2 separate regions of the Mus musculus genome follow, and region 1 is linked to region 2. Evidence: chromatin loops called from intact Hi-C (ENCODE). Cell type or tissue: left cerebral cortex. All regions are shown on one strand.

Region 1 (8,000 bases), 91 kb before region 2:
CCACGCAGGAGCAGATAAGCCATGGGTGTACCTGGCCATGCTCCCATGCTTGCCCAGACCCAGGGCACTAGATCATCGAAACAGATCCTTGTTAAAGGCTTTGACTATGCCGGGGTGGTGGTACACACCTTTAATCTCAGCACTCAGAAGACAGAAGCAGGCAGAGTTTGAGGGCCAGCCTAGTCCACAGAGCAAGTTCCAGGTCAGCCAGGGCTACACAGAGAAACCCTGTCTCAAAAAAGCCAAAAACACAAAACAAACAACAACAAACAAACAAACAAACAAACACCCAAATACCTTTGACTAAATCTGAGAGCCCTGGGCTGGAGAGATGGCTCAGTGGTTAAGAGCACTGACTGCTCTTCCAGAGGTCCTGAGTTCAATTCCCAGCAACCCCCATGGTGGCCCACAACCATCTGTAATGGGGATCTCATGCTGTCTTCTGGAGTGTCTGAAGGACAGTGACAGTGTACTCACATACATTAAATCAATCAATCAATCAATCAATCAATCAAAAAAATGTGCTAAGAAGCCAGAATTTTGTTACTGTTTTGCTGTGAAACAGGTTCTGAGGTGCCTCAGGCTAGCCTTGAATCTCTCCTGTTCACCTCTCTAAACTTGCTTGTTGGTTTGTTTCAAACCAGGGTCTTCCACTGGTGTGTTGAGATAGGATCTCATGTAGGCCAGGCTGAGCTCAAAGTTGTGCATCCTCCTGCCTCAGACCTATGACTACTTGGATTAGAGGTGGAGCACCACACCCAGATGACAGCCAGGTTTAAAAATGGTGAGACCTTAAACCAGGTGGTGGTGGCATATGCCTTTGATCACTGCAGAGGCAGGCAGACCTCTATGAGTTCAAGGCCAGCCTGGTCTTACAGAGCTAGTTCCAGGACAGCCAGGGCTACCCAGAGAAACCCTGTCTCAAAGAACAAAGAAAGCAACAATAAACAGGGCTCGGGGGAGCAATTGCTTAACATATATGGAGCCTGGCTTTCATTCCCACCGCCTCATTAACCGGGTGTGGTGGTGCATGTCTATAATTCCAGAGCTCAGGAGGCTGAAGCACATACATCAGGAAATCAAGCATAGCCGGGGATATAAAGCAAGATCCCTGCCTTTAACAACCAAAAGAAGAAGAAAGAGAGAGAGAAAAAAGGAGGGGGAACCCACTTAGAACATAAAACTTTTTAAAAACAGTTGACTTTTCAATTGCATCATCAAAGAAAACCCTGGAGACCTGAAATAGCGGCTCAGCTGGAGTGTCTGCCCTGGCTAGCTTGCTTAGTGTCAGGAGTTTGGTTCCCAGCACAATATAAACTCATAAAACTGGGCGTAGAGGTACACACCTGTAATCCCAGTCCAGTCAAGGTAAGACGGTGAGGAATTCAAAGTCACTTTTATCTACATAGTGAATTGGAGGCAACAAGGCAATAATTGAAGTCTTTTTTCAAAATAAACAACAACCATGTGTGATGCCTTTAAATCCCAGCATCCCAGACAGAGAAGCGGGCACATCTCTGAGGGTTCGAGGCCAGCCTTATTTACACAGTCTGGGCAGCATAAATAAGTAACTGTCTCAAAATAAAAAAGGATATGGCTTGTTTAATTGAAATAAAATATGTCTAAGCAAGTGGTGCATGCCTACAACCCGGCCCCACTTGAGACACTGGGAAGGGAGGATGGTTGCTCACGTCCATCTGTGTAACAAAGACGCTGAGCTTCCTGGGTACTGCGGCTTCTCCATCAGAGCCCTGACCACACAGCTCCAGGTTTTCGTGTTCATGCCTCTGTGAGTTTGTTATCCCCAGCCACCCTAGGTAAGTCATTGCCCCCACGTTAGTTAAGCCTGCTCAAAATAATTTCCAGTTAGGTGCTGTGTTAGACAGGAGAATTAAGTCCTTTTATCAACAAGGCCATCTTGGCCACTTCCTCAGCGTTCGTGCCAGTGTTGCTCCAGTGGTCATGTAAGACATATGGTTCCCAGCTGGGGAAGACCAGCGACTGCTTACCCACTTAGGGAATGGGCAGAGGCTCTTCTAGCTGTGTGAAGGCTGGAAGGACGCTCTATGAGTAGCCAGAAGGGAGGAGACTTCCAGGTCAATACCTGGATTCCCCCACGTTCTGAGACTTGAGTACATGGCATCTCCAGCAAAAGCATATTACTATCAAATTCTGGAGGGTAGCCTGCCACACTTTTGACCTCACTGTCCAATGCCTCTGAAAGAGATGACTCATTCACAGCATGAGGCTCTTTATTTATTAGCCTGCGGTGTCTAGTAGGGCTTTGTTGTCCTGTTAAGAGGGTAACTCCACTGAACTCTTCTTCTATGTGCATATCTGTGTAATATGGGAAGCTTCTACAGTAACAAGTTGCCATATGGCTTTTCCTAAAATCTTTAGCACTAGTTGACCTTCCCCGTATCCCCTCCTCTATGCCAAATGCCCACCCCCGCCCAGTTAACCCTTCCTGCTCCGTTATTCCCCTTTACCTCTTTATACCACTACATTTGATCTCCCCTTCCATGAAAGCTCCCACCCAATGGGCCCTTCCTAATCTCTTAACTTCTGTGGGTATTCCAAATGAAATACACACGCCTAGAGACTCTAAGCTAACATCCACAAATGGGAGAAAACCTGGGGTGTTTGTCTTTGGGGTCTGGGTGACTTCCTTTCGAATGATTATTTCTGGCTCCATCCATTGACCTGTGAGCCACATTTCACTTTTTCTTACCAGTTGATTACGATCCATTGTGTAAACACACCACATTCTCATTATCCGTTCTTTAGCTGATGGGCATCTAGGCAGTTTCTCTTCCTGTCTATTAGGAATAGAACAGCATCGGACACAGATGAGTGGGGATCTCTGTAGTGAGAGCTGGTCCTGGGGTGCATGCTCAGGAGTGGGAGAGGTGAGGTATGGAGTTGATCTATTTCCAGCTTTTTGAGGAAACCTCATGCTGATTTTCACGGTGGTTGTGCCATTGGCAACTCCCACCAGCAGCAAGTAAATGTGCCTTTCCCCCCACATCCGTGTGGGGGAAAATCTTAGCCTCAGTTCTGACTGAGGGTAAAAGGAAAATCTCAAAGCTTTAATTTGCATTTCCCTGATGGCTAAGGATGTTGAACTTTTAAAAGAATGTTTCCTGACTGGTTCTGCTTCATCTTTTAGGGACTTCATGTTCAGGTCTATGTCCCATTAGGGAGGGGGGTGATTTTTTTTCAAGATAAGGTTTCTCTGTGTAGCCCTGGCTGTCCTGGAACTCACTCTGTAGACCAGGCTGGCCTCTAACTCAGAGATCCTCCTGCCTCTGCCTTCTGAGTGCTGGGATTAAACCCATGCACCAGCACTTGGATCTCCATGCCCCATTTTTAAATTGGGTTATTTCCTGATATTTTTTCTTCAGTCTTTGTATATTCTTGATAGTAACCCTCTGCCAGGTGTATAGCTTCTAAACGTTGTTTACCAGTTCTGAAGGCTTCCTCTTCACTCAAATGATGATGTCCTTGTGGTAAAGAAGTTTGTTAGTCTCCTGAGATTCCGTTTATTAATTGTTAGTCTTAATGCCTAAGTTACTGGGGTCCTGTTCAGAAAGTCTTTCCTTGTGCCAATAATAGTAATTGGATTTAAGGCCTGGTCCACAAAATGAAACCCATATCCAGAACCATTGTCAAGGCCGAGAACCTGTGGGCAGGTGGGACACAGACCTTAGGGGAGGCCCTACCACCACTAGTCTGCTGAATAGACATAGTATTTAAGTGACCCCTTATTGTTACATCCATAGAGAAATGCATCTCTCAGCTCTCATCAGAAAAGCTTCTATTTGCAGAAGATGGTTATTGACACAGAGGCCCACAACTAGCCAAAAGTGAGCCACAGATACCACACCCCTCCTCCCAGTGATCAAGGACCACTGTAGAAGAGTCTGAAAGACTATAAGAGCCAGAGGCACTGGATACTGTCAAGGAAATGGTGTTTTCTGGACTAGCAGGGCAGCTACACACATGAACTCACAGTGGAATATACCAGACCTGTGCAAGCTAAGCCAGGCAAGATGTATGTATAAGAGAGATGGGCATGAAGCCTCACACCTAGCTAAGCTGTTGTTAACTGGTAGCTGCTGGGAACGGGGAATCAATTTCCTTCAAGGGTATGTATGATCTCCGATAGGTCTTCCAGTGGAAGACCATATCCAAAACTATATAGGCAACACAAAATGGAATTGGTGGGTTTAAAAAAGAAAGACTGAAAAAAAAAAAGACATAAAGTTGGGTGGGTAGGGAAGAAGAGTGGATCTGGGTGGTGGTGAGGTTGAATATGATCAAAATGCTTTGCATGAAATTCTTAAAGAATTCATTAAAAAAAAAAAAAAGAAAAGCTGGGAATCGTAGCACATTTAATTCCAGCACCAGAGGGCAGAGGACGGAGGGCAGATGGCCGAGGGCAGTATATTTCTATGCATTGAAGATTAAGATGGTGAGTTCCAGAAGAGCCAAGGTCTCCAAAGGCTAAAGCAAACCATTTTAAAGGCTACTTTAAACAAGCGTGGTGGTGCAGCTCCATAATCTTTTAAGAGGTAAAGGCAGGAAGACCGGGAATTCAAGGTCAACCTCAGCTACAGAGTCCAAAGCTAGCCTAAGATAGATGAGCCCCGATCCAAAGACAACAAACAAAACAAAAACACGAAACAGGAAGGGTGGGAAAGTGTGCGCCATCTTTTCCTCAACAACTTTGCCATCTTTGCCCCTCTGGCTGTACTAACAAAGTTCGACTTTGCTCCCCGCTTAACTGTCCTCAAGGACAGCACACTGCTCTTGGGAACTACCAGCCTCTTGCCTAGAGGTTCAGTTCTAACAGCACAGAACAAGTCTCTCTCTTCTCCAGGACCTTCGCCACCAGAACATTTCTATCTCCTTGAAGGGAAGAAGAGAAAGGAAAGAAGGGAAGCAGCGGGAAGGAGAGAAAGGTGCTTCCCATAGACTGTTGCACGGACCAATACATTTAAAGTAGAATCCTGTCCCAAGGACCGTGACCGCACGCGCCTTTCCAGTCTCAGACCCAACATTTGGCAAATCGTTTGCAGTTCTGCGCCTCGCTTTTCAAATCTGCAAAACGGACGTGCGACATTCTCTTCGAGCAACGCGGTGCGCCAAAGTTCCTAGAACAATGATCAACGACTCAGGACCAACGAGGTAACTCGCCGTTCTCAGACAGCAAGCCCCCGCCCACTCTCCGCCACGCGCAGGCGCACCCACCAGCGCACCTTTATGCATGCGCAGTCGACCGGAAACACCCGCGGATGCCTGCGGCGAAGAGGCGGGGCCTACGCAGCGGGCCTGCGCGGAACGCCGCCGTGCGACGCGAGGGTGGGCGGGACCGCGCAAGCGCGCAGCCCGTCCCGGCTCTGGAGCATAAACAAGAGTGGGGACGGGATGAGGCGGCAGTTGGTCCCCGCGCAGCGAGAGGCGGCGAGCGGGGCGACCTGCCGGACCGGACGTCGATCCTGAGTGTAGCGTGCTCCCGCGGGCCGCCCGAGTCGAGCTGCGCGCGCTCCCGCCAAGGGGGGTCCGAGGCCGTCGCGCGCTCGCAGCCATGAACCTGGCGAGCCAGAGCGGAGAGGCCGGCGCCGGCCAGCTGCTGTTCGCCAACTTCAACCAGGATAACACGTAAGGCCGGGCGCGGACGCGGGGCCGGGGCAGAGACCAGGGCTGGTCAGGTTGAGGGGTATGGGCGGGGGGCGTGCTGAGCCCGCGCGGCCGCTCGAGCGCTGCTGCCTCCTGGGCCGGGGGAGGTGATGGAACTCGGGGTGCCCCCATCCACCTGTCCTGAGACCTGGCCTTTCGCAAAGTTAGGAAGGAACTGTGCACGCCGGTTTGCGCCTGTCACCCGGACTCGGTTTTGCGGCCATCCTGGGCATCGCCCGCCTCCCCCTTTCTATACATCTGTATCCTCACTGCTTCTGTCGCTTTTCATGGCTTTTCTTTTTCTGTTTGCTTATTTCTTCTCTGCCGACCTTTCTGGCAAGTAACTTTGGTCTCCTCCAAAAAAGGACCAAACGGCAGTAGTAATCCAGGCCTTCGATCTGAGACTTTATCCTCAAGGGGTCTGGGAGCTTCAAAAGGGGGTGAGGTGGGCTATTCCTGGGGTAAAAAAGAACCTTCGTACCGGTCCACTGTTTTACCGGACTGAACTCCTGTAGTTCCCCATCTGGTTCTTCAAGGCTGCCTCGTTGGCATACCTGGAAGGTAGGTAATAGATGAGGTTTCTGATGAAGGATGGATGAGTTATGGGACTGGAAGGGAGAAGAGCCATCTTGGGAAGTGAGTAAGAGGAAGTGATGTAAGAGGAGGAGGAATGGGTCACTTGGCATCACACTAAGTAGTTGGTCGCTACTGGCACAATAGCATTAGCAAGGCAGGGACTGAGGCTTTTGTTTTTCCTCACTTAAAAGTTAGATTGGAGAATGGCAAGTACCTGTGTGGAGGGAGGTGCAACAGGTGCTCAGTTGGACCTTTAGACGAGCTCAAGAAGGAGGTGCTGTCCTGAAATTGGGACCAGCCACAAATGAGACTGTGAAGTTCAGAAAGGGCTAGAGTCTGTCAGGATCTTAAAGTTGGCTAATAGTGGGATGGGGCAGGCTTGGGTTCTCATCCCCTGAGGTTGCTCTCCTGGTGTTCTTTCCGTTGTAACACACTGGGTCTTTTCTACATTAGAACAGAATGCTAAAGACACTGAGTCCAGAAGTAATAGTGGACCTGGGCACTGGAGAGCTGGTTCAGTGGATAAAGCACTTGTCACACAACTCTGAGGCCCAGAGTTGGGATCCCAGCACCCATAGAAAAGCTAGGCAGCTGTCTATAATCCCAGCAGATCCCTGGCTAGTTAGATGAGCAGGGTCAGTGAGCTCTGGGGTTCAGGGAAGAGACCCTACTTTGGTAAATAAAGAGGGAGACACCTGGCCTAAACAACTGACCTCCACACAAGTGTATGCACACTGGCAGGTGTGTACCTCTCACACGTTCAGGCTGCTAAAAATTGTGTCGTGTCCTAAAGCCAGCACAACAAAGGCTACAGGGACAACCTGTTGCAATTTGCCTAGTGAGTAAGCAGGCTCCATGCAGGTGGGAGGAAAGCATTTCTAACCAGTAGTGATTTGGCCTCTGAACCATCAGGGTTTGAGGATCACTAGGAAATTCTAATATTACTTACTTATTTTGAGACACCCCTCCCTCAGCCCTGAACCCACTAGGTTATGAAGTTAGTATTTAAAAACAAGACTTGTGTCATTTTTTGACTTGCCAAAGAGATCTAGAAACCTACGTTGGAAGGAATTGTAGGTTCGAGCTATGCAGGGAGTTCAGTGCAGTGCCATGACTTAGAGCACACGAGAACACAGGCTTGGTGACAGGCACCTTGAGTCCAGTACTGGGAGGCAGAGGCAGGAGGATCTCGGAATCCAAGGCCAGCCTGGTCTACAGAGCTCTGGAGTTCCAGGACAGCCAGGGCTACACAGAGGAACCCTGTGTCTCCCCCCATGCCCCCCAAAAGCCAATGTCCTGCTAGCCTTGAATTCCCGATCCTCTAGCACCTTCCAAGTGATGGAATTGCAGGTGTGTGCCACCATGCCCAGCCAGAATTTTTTTGTTTGTTTTTTGTTTTTTTGTTTTTTCCAGACAGGGTTTCTCTGTGTAGCCCTGGCTGTCCTGGAACTCACTTTGTAGACCAGGCTGGCCTCAAACTCAGAAATCCGCCTGCCTCTGCCTCCTAAGTGCTGGGATTAAAGGCATGCGCCACCACTGCCCGGCCAGATTTTTTTTTAAAAAGAGGAATGAGTCTGGTGGTGGCACACACCTTTAATCCCATTGCTTGGGAGGCAGAGTCAGGAGGATCTCGGAATCCAAGGCCAGCCTGGTCTGCATAACAAATTCCTATATAGTCAGGACTGAATAGAGAGACCTTGTTTAAAGGGGGGGTTGGGTGGGGAAACAACAGTGAAAACAAG
Region 2 (8,000 bases):
GCCTCTGGTGCGAATTCCTGCCTTCTAGTGCCATCATAGCATAGAAGGTCCACAATTGCCTCTGAGGCAATCAGAGGCACAAGGTATCTGACCACGTCCCCCTCTCTCTTAAGTGCAGCAATCTAGCTTCTATGGCTACACGGGATTACTGCCCAAGAGGTACACGCAGGGTGTGATGACTGGAGAGAGTGAGTACTGAGACCCCTCCCCCAAGGGGCACCGGTCTGGGGACACCATTGGGCATGCCCTGGTTGGGGAGGTGAGCCGGAAAGGCCTACACACACTGGGCTGGGGATGGGGACTATGGACGGAGAGGGATGGACCCCCGGGGTGGGAGGGATATGTGCACACACCTGTGTATGCCAGGGTTCGAGAGTGTGAACAGCATGTGAGATTGGGAGGTCATAGCTGCAGTAAGTTTGGGGACAGGCATATTTTGTGTGTCGGTTGCGTGACTTTTCCCTGAGGGATATGAACAGATAGGGCATACAATCTGCACAACAACAACAACAACAACAACAACAACAACAACCAGTCCCACCCCATCTAGCTTTGGAGAGTTAATTTGACTGATTCACAGGAGTGTGGATAACTCAAAGACAGCCGCACTGAGAAGCCCACCCCAGCCCAGGTTACGTTAACTCAGGACAGCGGTGTACCCTGGGCTCCCTGCACAGCCTGAAGGCAGCTCTGCTGTGGGGAGAAAGACTCTCCTTTCCATGGCACTTGTTACTGGTTGACTAATCTTGAGGAGGGGCCTTGAGAATCTTGTGTAGTTCAGCTGGACTTGCAATCTTTATATCTTTATTCCCTGAGTCTTTTTGACACCCCCCCACCCCCCCCCACCCCCCCCCACCCCCCACCCCACCCCCCACCCCCGCCTTCCTCTAAGAGGACCGTTTCAACTTTGGAAATTTGCAACATTGTGTGTGTGAGTGCATGCGCCTGGGCAAGTGTAGTGTGCTGAGGCTTAGCTTGCTCAGGCCTGTATGTATCAGCTGGCTCCACTCAGGACCAAGCCTTTCTCAGATCCCCCCCCCCTTCACCAACCACCCTGCTTAGTACTTAATTGCTTGTCTGCGAAGCCACCTCCCAGATGCCCTTTCTGATACCCAGCACCTTACTCAACCTGAAGTTTACCCAATGCCCAGACCCCAAAAGACCCCTGGACATGCCCTCCAGGTACAGTCTGAGTCTACCAGGTCTTGCCTTCTATTCTGTAGCTAGTCACAACGAGACAAGCAACCGGGCTTAGCCAGTGTCATCCTCAGAGGCTACTCTCCATGGCCCCTCCATGGCAGCCTGCTGTGGGCTCCTTCTGCCACGTGCTGCCTGGTATATCAAACCGTACCACATAAGGCTAACTTCTGGGAGGCGGCCAGCACACAGGTGCAGATTTTTTGTTGTTGTGCTGAGGCAGGGTCTCTTGTAGCCCAGGCTGGCTTGCAACTATGTATAGCTGAGGATAACCTTGAACTCCTGATCCCCCTGCTCCCGATTCCTGAGTATTGGGGTTCTAGGCACTATCTTTACACTGTGTTGGGACCAGGATGCCATGCGCGCTTAACAAAAACTCTACCAACTGAGCCACATTCACACCCAAAACCGGTAGATTTTTACAGTGGAATCTGTGAGGCTGGCCCATGAGGATGGTGGATCCCTTTGGGACTCCCCCGAGACAGACTTGTTCAGAGCCCTGTCCGTCTTCATCAGCTCATAGTGGACAGGACAAGTCCTGCCTCACATTGCCCTGTGGCTGTGGATTGAACTCGGGCAAACCTTCATGAGTTATCTGCAGCATACTTGCCCGCCTTGACCCTGACACCCTCCTCCAGCTGGCCCTTGCTCTGGGGGTGGGGGGAACCTCTCAGTATTTCACACGTGCTCAAGCCTCTTACCTGTTTGATGTGCTCGCTCTCAGTCTGTGTGCCTGGCTCCTGTGTACTGCAGACTTAACTGCAGGCTCAGCTGTCCCCTTCCAGGATAAGATGCTCCGATCCTTCCCCCTCTCGCCACATCCTCTGCCCGGGCGTACACCCTGTACCACTGTTATGTGTTTCTGTGGCTTGTCTGTGGCCTCTTGCCATCAAGCCTAGGAAGGCAGGAGCCTTGTGTCCTCCTTGTAGGGAGCAGCTCAAGGCAGGATGCCCAACAAGAGCCCAGTGATGGTGCCCATGGTGTGTGAGTGGATGGCAGAGTCAGACAGGGGTTGTGGGGGGCCCTGGGGGAAGGGGAGCTGAGGCAGGCTGGATGGATAGACAGGCAGCTGAGGGGTGGGGCTGGTGAGAGCAGATTCATCAGGGCTGGGGGCAGGGAGACAAGGAGAGGGGTTGCAAGTGGCTGGAGAAGGCTTAGAGAGAAGCCCAGACAAGATGTAACTGGTAACTGGTGGGGCTTGGCAATGTAGGGAGGGGCTAGGAGGAGCCATCGCTTGGACAGGGTGCAGGCTGTGGGGTCTTGTAGGATGATGGACCAGTATGGACCAGGTGCTGTGGGTGGGGGGCCCAGAACAGTAGAAGGATGGAGCAGAGAGGACCCAGTGAGGAAGGGCTGGTGGATGGGGTGGAGTGGGGTGGGAGCAAGGGCGGTAGAGCATCGGAGGGTGGCACGGGTGATAGAAGCTTCAGGGAATGTTGATGTGCCACTGCCTCCCCTCCAGGCACGGCAGGGGTGATGATCTCTCTGAGTCGAATCCTCACTAAGCTGCTGCTCCCGGACGAGCGGGCCAGCACCATCATCTTCTTCCTGGTGTCTGCCGGCTTGGAGCTCCTGTGCTTCCTGCTGCATCTGCTGGTGCGGCGCAGCCGTTTTGTGCTCTACTATACCACTCGGCCCCGTGACAGCCGCCCCGTCCAGGCAGGCTACCGAGTGCACCACGATGTCGCATCCGGAGACATCCACTTTGTAAGTGTCCTGGCCTGGCCTGGCCTCCTTCTCCCACACAGGCGCCTGAAGAGTTCCTCGTTGGCCCTGTTATTGATCCCTCAATCTCAAGCTGCAGGTTTGTTTCTGTACCCTGAGAAATTCCATTCTGTGGACCACCTTCCATGACTCCCTGTTGGGACAGTAGGAAGTGAGGCCTTTCTAGCTATGGCCAGGGAGAAGAGCCCGGGATCTGTGGCAGATTAACAGAACCTCAAAAGTATGATTAATGGAAGCCAGGGGAACCCTATAATACGCTCCCTTCCATTACAGCTCAGGGGTTGCCTCTGTGAGGACCCCAATACAGATCATTACTTCTTACTACCAACTCCTTGGGTTAGCCAATCTGCAGTTCTGCGAAGATAGAGCGCCCTCTGGTGGTCACATCCTGCATTACCCTTCCACCCAGCCCCAGCTCAGGTTCCAGGGCTGTGTGACTTAAGGCTCTGTGACTTAAGGCTGGGTGGAGGGAATCAAGGGAAATAGTATCCCTTGATAAGGAAGTGCACACAGCAGGTACTAACTTAATGTCTAGATGACTGTGGCTCCACCATTTGCTCTGGGTATCTAACCCATGACTCCCATCATTCTTTGACACACAGGAGCACCAAACTCCAGCCCTATCCAGCAGCAGGTCCCCGAAGGAGAGCCCGGCCCATGAGGTGACGCACAGCAACAGTGGGGTCTACATGCGTTTTGATGTGCCCCGGCCACGAGTCAAACGAAGCTGGCCCACCTTCAGAGGTAACGTGATACTGTGGAGTCCGGTGGCGTCCGTGGCTGTCACACGGGCTGAGACAGCAGGGGCCCCATGAGCGCCAGCCTCTAACATTCCTCACTCCCCTCCCCCCACAAGCCCTGCTGTTGCACCGATACGTCGTGGCGCGGGTCATCTGGGCCGACATGCTGTCCATTGCGGTAACCTACTTCATTACACTGTGCCTGTTTCCGGGCCTGGAGTCCGAGATCCGCCACTGCGTGCTGGGGGAGTGGCTGCCCATCCTGGTGATGGCCGTGTTCAACCTGTCAGACTTTGTGGGCAAGGTGAGCCTCAGGGTGGCTTTGGGGAACCCTAGTAAGGCTCTGGTCTTTCTGGAGCAAAGCCAGGCTGAGGGTACGTGTTGGAAGAATGGTAGCCATGAGTGTCACCATCTCTAACACTGTCCTGTGGAGTCTAGCCCCTGCCTGGTCTCTCTGGTATCAACTGTGCTTCAGGCTAGAATCAGTCCTGATTTCTCCTGCCCCACAGTCACTAGTGGATCTGTCTGAGGATGACACAGGCACAGGCTGCCAGCTGGGCAGCACGTCTGTCACACAAGTAGATAGGGCTGGAGTGGCACCCTAGCCATGCTGCAAGCTCACGTCTCTTTGCAGTCAGTTTGCTGAATACTGTGGAGTATGCAGGGTGGGACCCAGGGCCTTGGCCTTGTAGGGCAAGCATTCTACCACTGAGCTACATTACAAGCCCTTCACCAGGAGTGCTCTAGAGTCCCCCAGGGAGGGGCTGGGGTATGGCTCAGTGGTAGAGCCCCTGCCTAGAATCCCCAGTGAGGGGCTGGGGTGTGGCTCAGTGGTAGAGCCCCTGCCTAGAATCCCCAGTGAGGGGCTGGGGGCGTGGCTCAGTGGTAGAACCCCTGCCTAGAATCCCCCAGTGAGGGGCTGGGGGTGTGGCTCAGTGGTAGAGCCCCTGCCTAGAATCCCCCAGTGAGGGGCTGGGGTGTGGCTCAGTGGTAGAGCCCCTGCCTAGAATCCCCCAGTGAGGGGCTGGGGGTGTGGCTCAGTGGTAGAGCCCCTGCCTAGAATCTCCCAGTGAGGGGCTGGGGCGTGGCTCAGTGGTAGAGCCTCTGTCTAGAATCCTTTAGGGAAGTGTTGGGAGGGACCAGAAGCATAGCTCACCATTAGAGTGTTTGTCTAGCATATTCCAGGTTTCACCTTCTATCACCAGTACTGTAAAGGGGGCAGGTTATGAGATGGTGCGGCTCTTGTAAGGTAAGCTGGACCCAGTCAAGGTTGTCAGGCACAGGGTGTAACTGGAGGGCCTGGCTGGCAGAGAGACGGGCTTATGGCTAGGTGGGTAATCCCAGACTCCCTGCTCTCTGCAGATCCTGGCAGCCCTGCCCGTGGAGTGGCGGGGCACTCACCTGCTCGCCTGCTCTTGCCTGCGTGTGGTCTTCATCCCCCTCTTCATCCTGTGTGTGTACCCCAGTGGCATGCCTGCCCTCCGCCACCCTGCCTGGCCCTGTGTCTTCTCGCTGCTAATGGGCATCAGCAATGGCTACTTTGGCAGTGTGCCCATGATCCTGGCAGCTGGAAAAGTGAGCCCCAAGCAGCGGGAACTGGCAGGTAAGACCCGTGGGACCCACGTACAGTAAGGGCTTGAGCCTGTACACCTAGCGCTCTCCTAAGCAGCGGGACATGATGCTGCCCACATTTGCGGGGTTACAGTTCTGAGATAGAGATGGCCAATAAACCGAGGTAACAGACAGATGTGTTATGTTTCATGGTTGTAAGTCCTAGGGGCTATTAGTCTGAGAAGTTAGGGCAGATGAAAGGACTGGGGAGCCATGATGTAAAGAAAACAATCTTGCAAAATTTTTCTGAGAAGATGGCTTTTGAGCAAAATCCTGGAGGAAGAAATGAGGGAGACAGATACAGGAAGCTGCAAGGAATGGCACCTAAGCAGAGGGAGCCATGTGTGCAAAAGTCCTGAGACTTGGCCCAGTGGTAGGGCTCCTGCCTAGAATCCCCCAGTGAGGGGCTGGGGGTGTGGCTCAGTGGTAGAGCCCCTGCCTAGAATCCCACAGTGAGGGGCTGGGGCGTGGCTCAGTGGTAGAGCCCCTGCCTAGAATTCCCCAGTGAGGGGCTGGAGGCTTGGCTCAGTGGTAGAGCCCCTGCCTAGAATCTCCCAGTGAGGGGCTGGAGTGTGGCTCAGTGGTAGAGCCCCTGCCTAGAATTCCCCAGTGAGGGGCTGGGGTGTGGCTCAGTGGTAGAGCCCCTGTCTAGAATCCCCCAGTGAGGGGCTGGGGTGTGGCTCAGTGGTAGAGCCCCTGCCTAGAATCCCCCAGTGAAGGGCTGGGGTGTGGCTCACTGGTAGAGCCCCTGTCTAGAATCCCCCAGTGAGGGGCTGGGGTGTGGCTCAGTGGTAGAGCCCCTGTCTAGAATCCCCCAGTGAGGGGCTGGGGTGTGGCTCAGTGGTAGAGCCCCTGCCTAGAATCCCCCAGTGAGGGGCTGGGGTGTGGCTCAGTGGTAGAGCCCCTGTCTAGAATCCCCCAGTGAGGGGCTGGGGTGTGGCTCAGTGGTAGAGCCCCTGTCTAGAATCCCCCAGTGAGGGGCTGGGGTGTGGCTCAGTGGTAGAGCGCAGTCTCACAGTCTCTGGAGCCCTGGCAACTGTCACCACAGTGCACATGTGAGAAGCCATGGCCACAGAGATTGTCTAGCACAGCGCAGCCTCAGCCCCTCTAACTTAGCCCACTCTCGTCCACAGGAAACACCATGACTGTGTCCTACATGTCGGGGCTGACCCTGGGCTCTGCTGTGGCCTACTGCACCTACAGCCTCACCCGAGATGCCCACGGCAGCTGCTTTCAAACAGCCACCGCCGCCGCCGCCAACGACTCCATCCCTGTCGGTCCCTGAGCCGGGCCCACCCAATCCTGCCCCCTGCCCAGGAAGAGCTGCCTGGGCCAGTTACCCCAAGGCCTGAGGACCCTCCCACCCCTGCCTCAGTGCCTGCGGGGTCCTGGCCACCTCCTAAGCCACTAACGCCACCTTGCCACCTTGTCCCAGTTGTCCAAAACAGCTGGAACTTGTCTTCACCGCCCAGGGCACCGCCTCCCCGTGTCCTGTGTTTGGTCAGACACCTGCCCTTCACCCTCTGTGTCCAGAGGCCCAGCATCTGTCACACATCAAGGGGGCGTTTATTCAGTCTTAGAGCCACTCGGAATGGCTGGCCACAGTCTGAGCTGACTCCCTTCAGTGTGACCCCACTGTGTGGTTCCATGGTCTTCGATGTGGTTTTCATTTACTGGTCAGGGGGCACCTCCCTGTATTAGAAATCTTGGAGGAAAGTCCCCAACTCCGTTCTGTCCCTTTCTTGTTCTTAGACACTTCTTCACAGCCCTACCCCTGCACCCGCACACATAAAGCGTCAAGTCTGGAAAACTCATTCCTCATACACAGGCCTCCTGTAGTCATAGCAACAGAGATGACCTAGGTGCACCCACCTTAGGTGGAGGACTTCCCCATGCACACCACCACCCCTCTTAGAGCACAGGCTAAGGGCCACGGCTAACAGGGACGTCCCATTTCTTTCCTGTTCCATCCAACTTACCCATCATGCAGGGACAGCTGAGGTCCACTCGTGACCTAGGCCGCCCCACTCCCATCCACCGAGAGTCAAGTGATGACACGACACACTTGAAACCCTGGCAAGTGGCTGCAAGGTGAGGATTGGACTCGTGGGTGCCAGGATCGGCTGGAGGACCTCCTGCCAAAGAGAGCTTTTGCTGAGCCGGGACACTTGCCTCTCCACACAGTGGCCCCAGCCGTGACCACCCTGTACCAGTCCCTGCTGTGTCCTGTCTACCTGTGTGTTCTCTGACTACCGCACTGGCCATTAAATATGGCAGAGACTGCCCACCGCTGTCCTGAGGAAGTGTTTGTGGGGGGAGGGCTGGGAAGTGAGCCACTGGGTAGGGTGGGGAGATTAAAATGGGGCCCTGATGGGGTGTCTTCCCCACAATGCTGAGACACTTGTGGTCCCACCTGTCCTGAGCTAGGTGTTTTTAGAACTGATGATTGCCTAGTGCTGAGCACCTGGGGCTTGCACGGGCCTTAGCAACCGCTGCCTCTGTGAGGACAGGAAAAGATATGGATTTCTACATCTGGCTCACAGGAGGAAGAGCTCAAAACGGGGAGTGTGCTGGTCCTGGCTCTACCCCCTCTGGGTCTGGGAGTCAGGCTGCTCAAAGCCAGTAATGAATTCTTCCCGGTTACAGTCCCCAGTTCTGGTGACAATTTAGAGACATCTTCTCTTCTCTCTTCTCTTCTCTTCTCTTCTCTTCTCTTCTCTTCTCTTC

The links. Hi-C counts contacts between places; a loop is a spot of excess contacts. Peaks named below come from ENCODE experiments on the same cell type or tissue, not always from the same donor. Only the 100,000 strongest peaks of a DNase experiment are listed, where the experiment ranks them.
Region 1: a loop joins it to region 2, with 2.3 times the contacts of the local background. A loop is called at or near these places in 3 of 42 quality-filtered maps.

Annotation. Positions count from the first base shown.
Region 1 is chr5:142,624,169-142,632,168 of GRCm38, forward strand. It overlaps Wipi2 (WD repeat domain, phosphoinositide interacting 2), which reads left to right and starts at 5,416. Exons shown (of 12, transcript NM_178398.4): 1 at 5,416-5,664. The coding sequence starts at 5,591. In left cerebral cortex, no CTCF peak of the experiment used is centred here; DNase peaks (open chromatin) are centred at 4,785, 5,285, 5,824 and 6,314; H3K4me3 peaks cover 2,241 bases; H3K27ac peaks cover 1,317 bases.
Region 2 is chr5:142,714,933-142,722,932 of GRCm38, forward strand. Slc29a4 (solute carrier family 29 (nucleoside transporters), member 4) reads left to right here. Exons shown (of 11, transcript NM_146257.2): 6 at 114-188; 7 at 2,660-2,904; 8 at 3,525-3,666; 9 at 3,779-3,966; 10 at 5,025-5,265; 11 at 6,407-7,558. The coding sequence ends at 6,558. Among named protein-coding and RNA genes, the nearest start is that of Slc29a4, 17 kb to the left of the region's middle. In left cerebral cortex, a CTCF peak has its summit at 3,304 (motif pointing left); DNase peaks (open chromatin) are centred at 3,305 and 7,444.